2 separate regions of the Mus musculus genome follow, and region 1 is linked to region 2. A link is a loop called in an ENCODE intact Hi-C map of the cell type or tissue named here. Cell type or tissue: gastrocnemius. All regions are shown on one strand. Links, peaks and the distances in the headings refer to the core of each region. The heading gives the core; the rest is flanking DNA.

Region 1 (5,752 bases), core at 1,236-3,735, 360 kb after region 2:
ATAACTACAATATCACTTCTTTATAAAGCATATTGCTATTCAATAGTCAAGTCTAACATGTTTGGTAAGAAAGTATAGTGTGTGTACTTGGCAGGTTTAAATAGAGCATTGACAGTAGTTCCAGGCTAGCCTGACCTAGCCTGGGCTACCCAGTGTGAACTCAAAAAAAGCAAAAACCAAACCAAACCAAACTAAACCAAAAAGAACTAAACTAAACTAAACCAAACCAAACCAAACCAAAATGGCAAACATGGTGGAACAACCATTTGGGAACTCCTTTTCAAATAATGAAAAATTTTAATGAAAGGTAAAAACATATCACTGTCAATTTCAGGATACAGACACTAGTTGAAGAAAAGATCAAACATAATTTTATTTTATTTTATTTTTGGTGGAGAAGTGAAATGGATTAGGCACTTAAGAGTCAGCAAAAAGGTAGGGGCAAAATCTATATCTTTGGGAATATGGATTACAATTTGAGCTAGGAAAATTATAAGCAAAGCAGTCCTTCTACAGGTCCAAGAGAACTCCTTCAGTTATCTGATTTATTAAGGACAAGAACATCTGCACCATAAGACTGTTGTTACACCTACACGCACCTCTCCCTGGCAGGACTCAGCAGTGATATTTGGACTTGATGAAAGTACACACCCACACTCCCCCACAGGCACAGACACCCAGCCCCCCAAGGCCAGGCTTAATTATATAATGGTGGTGACTTGCTTATCGAGCTGGAAGGTTGTTACAGTGAACACTAGGATTCATAGACACTGATGCCTGTCTCCCCTAAAGACAAGCAGCAAATCTGGGAGAATAAACATGAATGCTAACAAGGCTAACGTCGAGCAACTTCTATCGCAACAGGCAACCTTTTATGAGGGCTAAGGTTCACTTGGAAGGGGCAAAGCCACTCTCAGGGGTCTACGCTGTTTACTTAGGTTAATCTTTAATCAGACTATCTAGTTCAGCTGGCCAGAGCATCCGTCCTAGTAGGAAAGCTGCCTGACCCTGCTGGGCTTTGAGAACTCAATTTGAGTTCACCTCCCCTACTTAGGGGAGGTGTCCTAAAATATTTCCAAAGTATCTATAAGAAAGTTACGTCTACTTTCATGCTAGCTTTCCTGGGATGTATCTTATTTATAAGCACAGCCGCTTGGGTAACCTTTCCCCCAATGATGTCATGACAAGGCATACTTCAGGGTCAGTCAAATCATGGAACTTTAAAGGGCAGCCTGCGTCTCGGTTTTATTCCTTCCTTCAAACATAATCGCTCACTTGGCAACAACTTTGAAAAACAGAAAAACAAGAATAAAAAAGGCTTTTTGAGAGAGATAAAGGCAAGTTTTGATTACAAACTATTTTTCCTTAGGTCATGAGGGCTGTGTTCTGAAGCAGGGACTCTGACCCTGGTTATTTGGATGCTCCAGGAAAATAGCCCATGTCTCATCCTACGGAAAAGGCTCAACCTTGAGGGCCTTGAAAGATAACTACCTTGGGGATTTTCACTCACAGCCTTGTAGGAAGAAGCATTCTCTTGTTGATTTTATAAAATGTAAGAAAAAGTGAACCCAAACAAATAACAAAATTCAGTATCAACCCCCAATGGCGCCCCAATGATTGTATATAACAAGCTGTCTCCTTGAGGCATGTGATTAAACTGCTCATTTAAAAAATGGACAATTACATATATATTTTTCGTAAAAAACCATCACTATCTTCAAAAGATTTGGTAGGCTGAACCCATAACCATTTCTACTGGCAGCAGGAAACACCGCAGCACCAATCAACTGCCAAGATTACAAAAAAATTGCATGAAATAATTTTTTCCATAAATGTTCATAAAGACTTTAGAAAGCCAGGCAGGCAGTGTTCCCCCGACTCAAATACCCTTTCAGAAGGAAAAAGGGAACGGCAAGCCTAACTACACAGGGAAAGAATGAACACGCATCCCAGGTCGGACTTACTCACTTGTTCACCAGCATCGAGAGGAAAATATTTTTCTTTTTCTTTCCTTTCTTAAAACAGTCTCCATGACTTAGTAATGCAAGTTAGGGGGGGGGGGGGAAGCACAACCATATCGAACATGAGAAATGTTTACCCAGAGACTCATATATTTAAAATCTCCTTTGTATGTAACTTTTCACAATTTTAGCTATGCTATAGTAAAAAAAAATTGCTTAAACTTAGACCACAGTTCTTAAACACATTTCAGCCTTGCTTATAATAGTTGCACATTTTAGGATGTAATACGATTAAAAGTTTGAAAGTGAAGTTTAAAATCTTAGAAGTTCTGCGGAGTTGGAAAGCATTCCTTCGGTCTGCTCTTACCTCCTGCTCCCGGAAGGGCTGGTTATTAACATCTAAGACTCGGATCGTCCTTTTAATGGGCAGGAGACCTCCGATCTCATCATGCGCCACCATGCTTTACAAGTGTCCTTTCAAATCTTTCGGGTTAGTCCACATGCGAGTCAGCCCTGCAGGGCAACGCCGCCAAGGCGCCGGGCTTTTCTTCTGAGAGCTCAGCCTGGCCCGGCAGCCATGCGCCCATGCCTCCGCTCGCGGTGGAGCTCTGCTTCTGCAAAGGCAGCGAGCACGCACGCAGAGCTCAGGAGTCCGGGGCGGGGCCAGGACCCACGTGACTCCCGATAACTGCGGAGGGGCGCGCACCTAGGCTGCTCCGCGAGAGCCCGGAGCTGCCTGAGCTAAGCCGGTCCCTCGCAATAAAAAAGGCACTGGAACTTGCACAGAAAGAGCCGAAGCCCACAGGAGGCCGAGTGAACGCCAGAGGAACCTATCTCAGTTACTTCTCTAGCACTTAGTTACTGACAGAGAACCTCTAAAATTTAGAGATTTCTCTAAAATTAGTGCCTTGGAAAGGGCTGAGTATGTGTTAAAAAACTACGCAGCAAAGACTTGTGGGTTAAAAAATTATGTAGTAAAGAAGAGCCTAGTTACCCAGCAGCACCGGCTTAAGCACAACGGTAAAATTACCTGCCTCTTAAAACAAGGTTCCTATGGGGGCCAAAGGATTCATGGGGGAGAGGCCTATATGAAAATGTCACAGTACATCTGTTACTTTGTGCACAGAAAATCTAAAGTAGTTCCTGCTCCCCCCACCCCCTTTTTTTAAATTCAAGGACTGACAGGGAACCACAGAGGGCACCTTCAGTCCACTCTATTCCTATTGGACCACCTGGTCCTGGGAAAAGCTAGACGGGCCTAGTTCAAATTTCCAGGATCAGTATACCGATCTTGGTGTGAGACATTTATGCCATAAAAACACACAGCAGGATCCTCCCCTAAACTTATCTTGATATGGTCTTCATAGGTCCAACAGTCCAGCTTACAAAGCCTGGCATTTTAAAGGGAAGAACAGCCCCACCCCAGGGAGAGCCACCCAGGAGAGGCCAGCTGCCAACTTGTCCAAAACTTTCCTATATGGAAGGGCACTATTTCTCAAGTTAGGACCTGAGATATAGCGGACTTCCTCCCGGATTTGTTTTGCACAGTAGGTAGGCCCATCTTAATTAACAGTGTGCAGATATTATATGCTGGGAAACTGGAAAGCTACAGTGAAGTATTTACAAGTGTAAAATAAGCCCTGTATGAAAAGGCACAACTCTAGATTCTTGGGTGATAAAGTGTAGGCTTTGTAGCCGAGACCCTAGTGTGTAACGGCGGAAGCAGGCTGTATGGAGAGGCAGGGGTAAAAGCTTTTGCAAGTCCAAGTAAGCCGTGTAGTTAGCAAGTGCCATTCAGGGCTACCCTCCTGCCTGACACGTGGGTGGGAAAGCTCGCAGGGAAACTTCTAAAGGTTGGGCTTCCAGGTTGGGCTTCCGTGAACCTCCAATGCCTCGCTGCTTCACCCAGGACTGAGTAAGAGCACAAGGATGAGGAGACAGACTCCTTCCTACAAGGCCACAGGCTGATGACCTTGCAGGCACCTGGGGCTAGAGGTGTTGAAGGTGATTAAAGGTGACTGGGAAACCAGGCAAATCTCAGAAGGCATAAGGTACCAAGAGCTTGAGGACAAATGCAATGTGTCAACGATTTTAAACATATGAGCAACTGTTTCACAAGTTGAACAATGATTTTGCAAGAAAATACTAAATTTCTTTTGATCCACTGCATCTGAAGGAACAAGAACACACAACTGAAGCCACTCAGTCAGATCTGGAGTCATTTGGGAGGGGTGTGGAGAAGATATCTGCATGGATTTTCTTTGGAAAAATCTGAACTAAAACACAGTCCAAGGGGTAAATACTGGAGGAATGACCACCGGGGAAAAATAATTCTGTAAACGAAAGAGAGAGAAAGCAAGAAGGAGGGGAAGAGGGAAGGGAAAGAGCTACAGATCTTTACTGAGCATCTCAGATCTGTCAGCAGGGACAGAGGTAAATCCTGGCAAGGGGGCGGGAGAATCAGTGGCAAACAGTGAGGTGAGACTAAAGCATGATTTACCAATGTACAGCCTAGCACCACCTTGTCCAGGAAGGGCCATGGCTATGTCTGTATCTACACATTCAGGCCACCACCAGGGTCTCGCAGGGCTCTGCATCTTGCTGTTTGAGTGGTGGAGCCTGCTTTAGAGTTGATGACTATTTGTAAAAGCAGCTGGTACACGGCTTCACTTGGAGGCACGTGAATATCATGGACTTTCAGGTAAGATCAAAGGTCCTTCGAGATAATACAAATAAATAGTGTAGGCCAGCAGGACCCGCTGAGACACTTGGTCCAGTTAGCTTCCTCAGTTAAAAACCAACGCAAGTGAGGCCAACAGCATGGCCACACAGTCCCAGCAGGGAAGAGAAGGAAGTGCAGTGGGGTTAGGAAAGAGGCTGCCAGGGATTCTCATGGGTCTCTTACCCAACGTCTTCTCAAAACTGTTTTTCCACTTAGCTCTGTGTGAAGTATGGCCAAGATAAGGAGGGGAAAGGATAGTTTTCATTTCCGTCTTTCAGCTGGGACCCTAGAGGGAAAGACTGATGTCTCAAGCAGAAAGTCTATGTGAAACAAACTGGATCTAGCATAGTGGACCAGTTAAAACCAAAACAGTTTACAGCAAACAAACGAAAACAACAAACCTTTGGCCAGTAAACTCTTAGTTTCATTTTAATGTGTAGGTTTGTGGTCTAATCTTGAACAAGACAACTAGATAACGTCCCAAAGTCACAACATGGACATGTCCACGTTCAGCTGGCACAGACTAGTGACCCATGCTCTTCAGTTTACTCAAGAGGAAACTTAAAGGGAGGGGTGAAGAACAGGAAGGGAACTCTGTGTTACAGCTCCATGCATGTGACTTTATTTAATAATGCTACAAAGCATCACTGCTGTCACCTTGAAGACGGAGAAAGATGGGAATTTAAGAAACTTATCCAAAGGTGCTGGTGACTCCGTGCCTGGAAAGAGTTGAACGTGTTCAACTTTGTTGTGGTATATCTTCCAGACAAGAGACCAGGCATAAACCCCTCAGCATATGTTCTGGTAACCTACACAGTGCGTAGAAAGCACTAGAACGAGGTTCAGAAGAGCGAGATTTCAAATCTAAACCTCCTGAGTCCTGTGCCGATGTTCATTTAATAATGGCTAATGTCTTAAAGAGGAGACCACAGGCAAAGGCTGGGACTTCAGGTGACTTACAATAACAGGATAGGCACAGAGATAAATTAGTTGGTTAACGTTAGGAGAGGCCTTATTTCAACCAGTGGTCATGCCCAGTGAGGCTCTCAACAGCAAGGTTTTCCCAGTT
Region 2 (5,752 bases), core at 1,541-4,040:
AAGTCAATGGTTCTCCAGCATGAACTATGGTGGAGTTATAATTGCTTTGTCCTGAGGATGTAGAAGAAGGTAGAGTGAGTTTACAAGTCTTCACGGGAGGGAATTTTAGCAACGCTTAGTAACAATTTGAAGGTTTTCTTTTAGATTTGGAAACTCTCCTGGGATGGCTGCAAGTTCTGCCTCAGAGCATGGAGAAAAGCATGTGCATAGGCCTGGTTGGTCAGAAGTTTTATCTCATAAGGCAATGTCTGCCTATTTTGACTGTCTTCAAGTGGAAAATATATATAAATATATATATAAGTGTTAGTCAAATCAGAGCATTCCTATACAAAAGAAGGGAATGGTCAGGTGTAAAGTACTGGGTTTGTTGCTCAGACTTTTCATTGTTTCTCCAAAGAAAATTTCAAGGAAGCATTGATTGATTTCCTTTTCCATTGTGTTCATTACTATTGTAAGCATGTTTTTGACCTTGCATGCGTGGCTGTGCACGGAGGCCAGACGACAACTGTGAGGTTGACTCTCTTCTTTCCACCTTGTGGGTTCTGTGGAGCTAGGTTGTCAGGCTATTGTCACAAGCATTTTGACCACAGAGCCACCTTATCAGCTCACAGCTTCTTCATCCTAATTAAAAACAAGACGTATTTACACAGGGAATCTGAAAACAATTATTTGTTGTAGTGCTGGGGATGAAATGGGTATTCCAGCCAACCAGGCCAGGGCCTTGTGCATGCTAGGTAGTAATTGTTCTAGGTAACAGCCCTTCCATTTGTCAAGGTTGATGACTTTATTTCTTTTTTTTTTATTCCAAGTATGCCTTTATAAAAATCCTCTTTTCCATTGTGGCCACTGCTTTTCCAAGGCATTTGTTTAACCTATGTCCTCAACAAATTATACATAGTTTGGGTTTATGATTTTAGCAAATGAACTTTAGCTGGTGTCCAAGGAAGGAAAGACCTGGGCTTCTTGAATTGGAAAGAACTTTTGTAAAAATAATTATTGCTTCCCAAATTAAAAAAAAAATCAAGAAAAAGTATCTGTCAAGGCTCTTACATGGATTCATTCCTCTTAACTGTACTTTCCAGTTTGACTCTTAAAATTGTTATGATTTTAACCCAGCTAGCAAATGGGACCACTTAACTAATCCGATTTAGTAAAAGTTGGGGGTAAAGGAAAGACAAAAAAAGCTGGCTGAGATTACATATGGTATGTATATAGTATGTTAATGTAACTTGTTTTTTGTTTGTTTGTTTTTTCAAGACAGGGTTTCTCTGTGTAGCCTTGGCTGTCCTGGAACTCACTCTGTAGACCAGGCTGGCCTCAAACTCAGAAATCTGCCTGCTTCTGCCTCCCAAGTGTTGGGATTAAAGGCGTGCGCCACCACACCCAGCTTCTTAATGCAACTTTTATTCTCCTGTGTAACTGTCATCTGGGAGACTTACTGCTCCTTTCTGCCAATGTAGGCCTAGTCGCAGAAGCTTCCAGCCTCCATACAATCTAATGTAGCCCTAGAATGTTTTCAGCCTCTGAGACTTACTGCTGAATAAACTCACCCTTTCTAGTTCTTTCTGAACTCTGGCTGGATGGTTCAACTCAGCTGTTCTGGTTCAAACTCCTCTCCAAGCTGACTGATTCAATCTGGCTCCTCTCTGCTTCTTCCGAATTGCTCTGCTTGACCTTTAACTATAGCAATCTGTTTTGGTTTTTCGCCTCTTCTTTGACTCATTCTGTCTTTACTTGTGTCTAATTTGTCCTCTCTGCAACCTGTCCCTTTATAACTGTCACAGTAAAACTGCTTCCTCCTCCTCTTCTGTACTGCCTCTTAAATAGCTTCCCTTCCCTCTCTCTTTTGAGAGCTGGGTATAACCTGGCAAACCTTTCTCTGATTCAGTCAAGCCACTCAATTAGACATCACTGTTAAACATGGGTGCTTCCTTCTAATAAACTAGTTTTACCTTTGGAATCAAAGGTGTGCACTTAGGGTGTGCCTGTATTCCAGCAAGATTAAAGGTGTGTGCTAAGGGCCGAGGCACAGCACAGCTAGTTCAAAGCCAGTGGAGCTTGATGTCCAAGGGGCCTGCAAATGTTGCTTTAATGGTCCTGAGGGTTACTGGAAGGTCTACTTTGCACCCTGACAATTCTGTTGTCCAAACAAAACAAAACAACTCTGAAATTAATTAGATTCAACAAAGTTTTAACAAGGATCAGGATCCAGAACCAGGCAGCACACCAAAGATGGTTCAGAAGCCCCACCTCTAGTGTGGTAATTGCATGTAGAGGCTGAAACACAGCAAACATACAAAATATAGTGCAATTCAGCATTTGCCTTTATAAGCACATTTTGGCAGCCTTCAGCCTGAGAGACTAGTTGAAGCCCAGTTGCTTGGGTACCAGGGTTATCAACTCTTAAATTTATAACCTGCTTTGCATCACAAGCTAGAATGCGGAGCATTATATAGGAAAGCCATTCTGGACCACATTTTACCTAAAGCATGGATACCAGTTTAGAACACATTTATTTGTTCGAACAGAACCATACAAGTTTAAAGCAGGGCACACAGAATCCTGAGGTCTTCCCAGCCCCGCGCGGGCAGGGGCAGGGGCAGGGCCAGGAGCCAAGCTGCAGAGGCAACGAGGCTGCCAACCTTCGGAGAGGCTGGCGTCCTCACGACTTGGCCCCGCTCGGCCAGGGCGATGCACGTACACCTCTCAAAGTCCCAAGGGCGGAGCTTGGGCTCCGTGGCCCGAAGCCTAAACAACCGTGCTCCATCTCACACCTTGGCGCGAGAGTCAGGCACGTGGTAGCCCAGCTGCAGTTTCCGCCTTGTTCCTCCTATTCAACTAGACCCTCAGCTTCGCATGTCGCCGCCCATACCACAGGAGCACAAGACGGGTGAAATTTAAAAAAAAAAAAAAAAAAAAAGCGCAAAACCGGAAGCCAAGATGGCAGCAGTCCGCCCTTCTCTCGCGAGAGGGGAACGAGGGGGGGAGAGGTGGGGTTAAGGAAATTCACCAATGAGAGAGCAGGATCCCCTTGACTGACGGCGCCGTCGGCCTCTCGCACGCCCCGCCCCGGCGCCGGAGCTCGCTCTCCTCACCCCGCGCTCTCCCCGCCTCCCCTCCCTCCCCTCCCTGCTCTTCTCTTCCCGTTGAGGTGGCGGCCGGCCTCTCCTCCTCCTCAGCTCCGTTTTTCCTCTCCTCGCTTTTTCCCTTTCCCCCCGACCCCCGGGGCCCAGAGCGGCCGGACTTCTCGCTCCCTTCTCTACGGCGGCCTCCGAGCCCCCGCGTGCGCTCCTTTCCCCGCCATGAATGAGGAATACGACGTGATCGTGCTGGGCACCGGCCTGACGGTGAGCTGCGGCGGGCTGCGGGGAGACGCGGCCGGCCGGCCTCCGCCGGGCCCGGGGGCGAGGGCGGGTCCCATCGGTGTGCACGAGCCTCGCCCGCGCCCGAACTGCCGGTGTCTGCGCCCCCTTGGGGGCCGTCCCCACTCGCCCGCGTTGAGTCTGGGATAGGGAGGTCGTGGCTTGTTGGGATGCAGTGATTTGAAGGCGTCGGTAGTGTGTTAGGGAAAACCAGGATGTGGAAGCCGGGACGTGTCCGTGGGAAGCCTGCCCATTGGGAAGTTGAGGGCAGAACCGCCCAGCAGCCGGAGAGAGACAGCCTCGTCCTCCTGCAGGAAGGAAGAGGACCGGGAAAACAGCTTGTGCTCCTTGCACTTCCCCTTTGGGTGAATGACCTCTCCCGCTTGGAAGCAGGCAAGCCCTGGACCGAGCGGGAGGGAGTCGCTGCTGGCGCCTGCACTTCCTATGTAAGTGGCGAGTAGCAGCAGCAGCAGCAGCAGCAGCAGCTTACTCAGCTAGTCTCAGGGCGCAGAAAGCCAAACAGAAGGATGATCGCTGATCGATAATTTGTCCTAGAGTTTGGCCAACTTAAGTTTCTAGAGAAAATCATGAAACGAGTTTCTTTAGGAAAAAAACAAACACCCTTTTTCTAATTGCTTCACTGCCCTCTCATCCACTCGCTTGAAATGGGAAATGAATTTTCTCAAAACTTGTCTGTTAAATACTTTTCACGTCCGGCCCGTGCTTCCCTTTTGTTTGGTTTATTGCGTGCCGCCACAGTTTCTTGAGAAGGGGGAGGCTAAGTTCTCTGTACTTGTTACACTTCTGGGAGGTTAGAAAATAAATGCGCAGTGTGAATGTACTGGTATGTAAATGTAAGGCGGTCCCTAATGCTCCAGTACGTTTTCGTCAGTATCTATCTGCTTAAATATGGGAAAAATATAGACAGGTTTTTATACTTTGTGCTTTCCCCCCGGCCCCCCACTGTGACAAAAGGGCTGATCTTTTGCAAAAAGGAGTTGGGAAGAGAACCGACCATTTTGAATATCAATTGCGGTGTGTGTGTGTGGGGGGGGTATTGAATGTGAAATTATGGGTAAATTACTTCATCTGGAACATTGATGTATGGATCCCATATGTCTATCCATCAAATGTCCAAGTCATTTAATAAGAGCCCCACGGCTTTCGACTTTGTTGAAATGCATTGGCATTTCTTTCTTTCTTTTTTTTTTTTTTCCTCGAGACAGGGTTTCTCTAAGTAGCCCTGGCTGTCCTGGAACTCACTTTGTAGACCAGGCTGGCCTCGAACTCAGAAATTCGCCTGTCTCTGCCTCCACCACCGCCCAGCTTGCATTGGCATTTCTTAGAATCAAATTAATATCTTTAAGATAAAATACTCGGAAATAACTGTTTTAGAGAAAACCTTCAAGATTTTTTATTCTACTTTTTTTCTTTTAATACTTTTAGGAAAAGCTTATTTTTCTCTTTGAAGTGATGAATGATTGCTAGAAGAGATTATTGAATTCTGACAAGTTCTCACCTTGTAGCTCTGGTTGTCCAGGAATGCAGAGCTCTGCCTATCCCTGCCTTCTGGGTGTTGGGATGAAAGGCAAGGCCAAGATGTTCTGCTCAAGGCTCAGTAACATGTGACTGCCCAGAGAGTAGACTGGAGATAGACATCATTGCTCACCTACAAGGCCATCTACTTAACTTTGAATGAATGACTGAATTTCTTTTATTTTTTTGAGGCAAGATCTTTCTCTGTAGCCTAGCTATACTGGAACTCCCTATATAGATCAGGCTGACCCTGAATTTAAAAGATATTTCTACCTTCTAGCCTTCCCAGTAGTTGGTCAGTGCTTGGATTAAAAGGCACATACTGTCACACCCAGCCATTGGAACACCCACCCCCCACCCTCAACCCCGTCAGTTGGGGAGACTTGAATGGCTAAATTAATCACTACCCAGGGCTCTCTGCAGGTTGACCTTTTTTAGTGCCTAATTGGGGGTTCCGGGCATAGTAAGTAGTTTGTGATGGTGGCCTGTTAGTGGGCCCTGTGGCTGCCAGCATATTGTGAGAGCCAATTATTTCTCTTTTATATTGTCATTGCTAATACTTCACATTTGCCCATTAATAGGGTGGGTTGAGTGTAGCTAAGTGAGCCCAGAGGCTTCCTGCAGGCTTCCACAGGCCTAGTTTAGAAGCATCATTTTGTATCAAAGATAGCACAGTCTGTTTAACAAAGTAACACCCTTTATTTAAATTTTCACTTGAATTGTGAATTTCTTAATGGGTAGTGGATACATAAGTAACTAGAATTTAGAACAGTTTCTGCTGTCTTACAGCTATGCTAACCTTGTTTCTCACTGGGCCTTCCTAGATCTATACTGGGAAATGTTTTAGAATTGTA

The links. Peaks named below come from ENCODE experiments on the same cell type or tissue, not always from the same donor. Only the 100,000 strongest peaks of a DNase experiment are listed, where the experiment ranks them.
Region 1: a loop joins it to region 2, with 3 times the contacts of the local background. A loop is called at or near these places in 3 of 42 quality-filtered maps.

The regions. Positions count from the first base shown.
Region 1 is chr13:3,890,965-3,896,716 of GRCm38, forward strand. The region is part of intron 3 of Net1 (neuroepithelial cell transforming gene 1); the gene reads right to left. Among named protein-coding and RNA genes, the nearest start is that of Net1, 24 kb to the right of the region's middle. In gastrocnemius, for the core only: no CTCF peak of the experiment used is centred there; a DNase peak (open chromatin) is centred at 2,601; H3K4me3 peaks cover 2,390 bases; H3K27ac peaks cover 2,290 bases.
Region 2 is chr13:3,534,997-3,540,748 of GRCm38, forward strand. It overlaps Gdi2 (guanosine diphosphate (GDP) dissociation inhibitor 2), which reads left to right and starts at 3,079. Exons shown (of 11, transcript NM_008112.4): 1 at 3,079-3,347. The coding sequence starts at 3,303. In gastrocnemius, for the core only: no CTCF peak of the experiment used is centred there; DNase peaks (open chromatin) are centred at 2,696, 3,023 and 3,476; H3K4me3 peaks cover 1,940 bases; H3K27ac peaks cover 2,186 bases.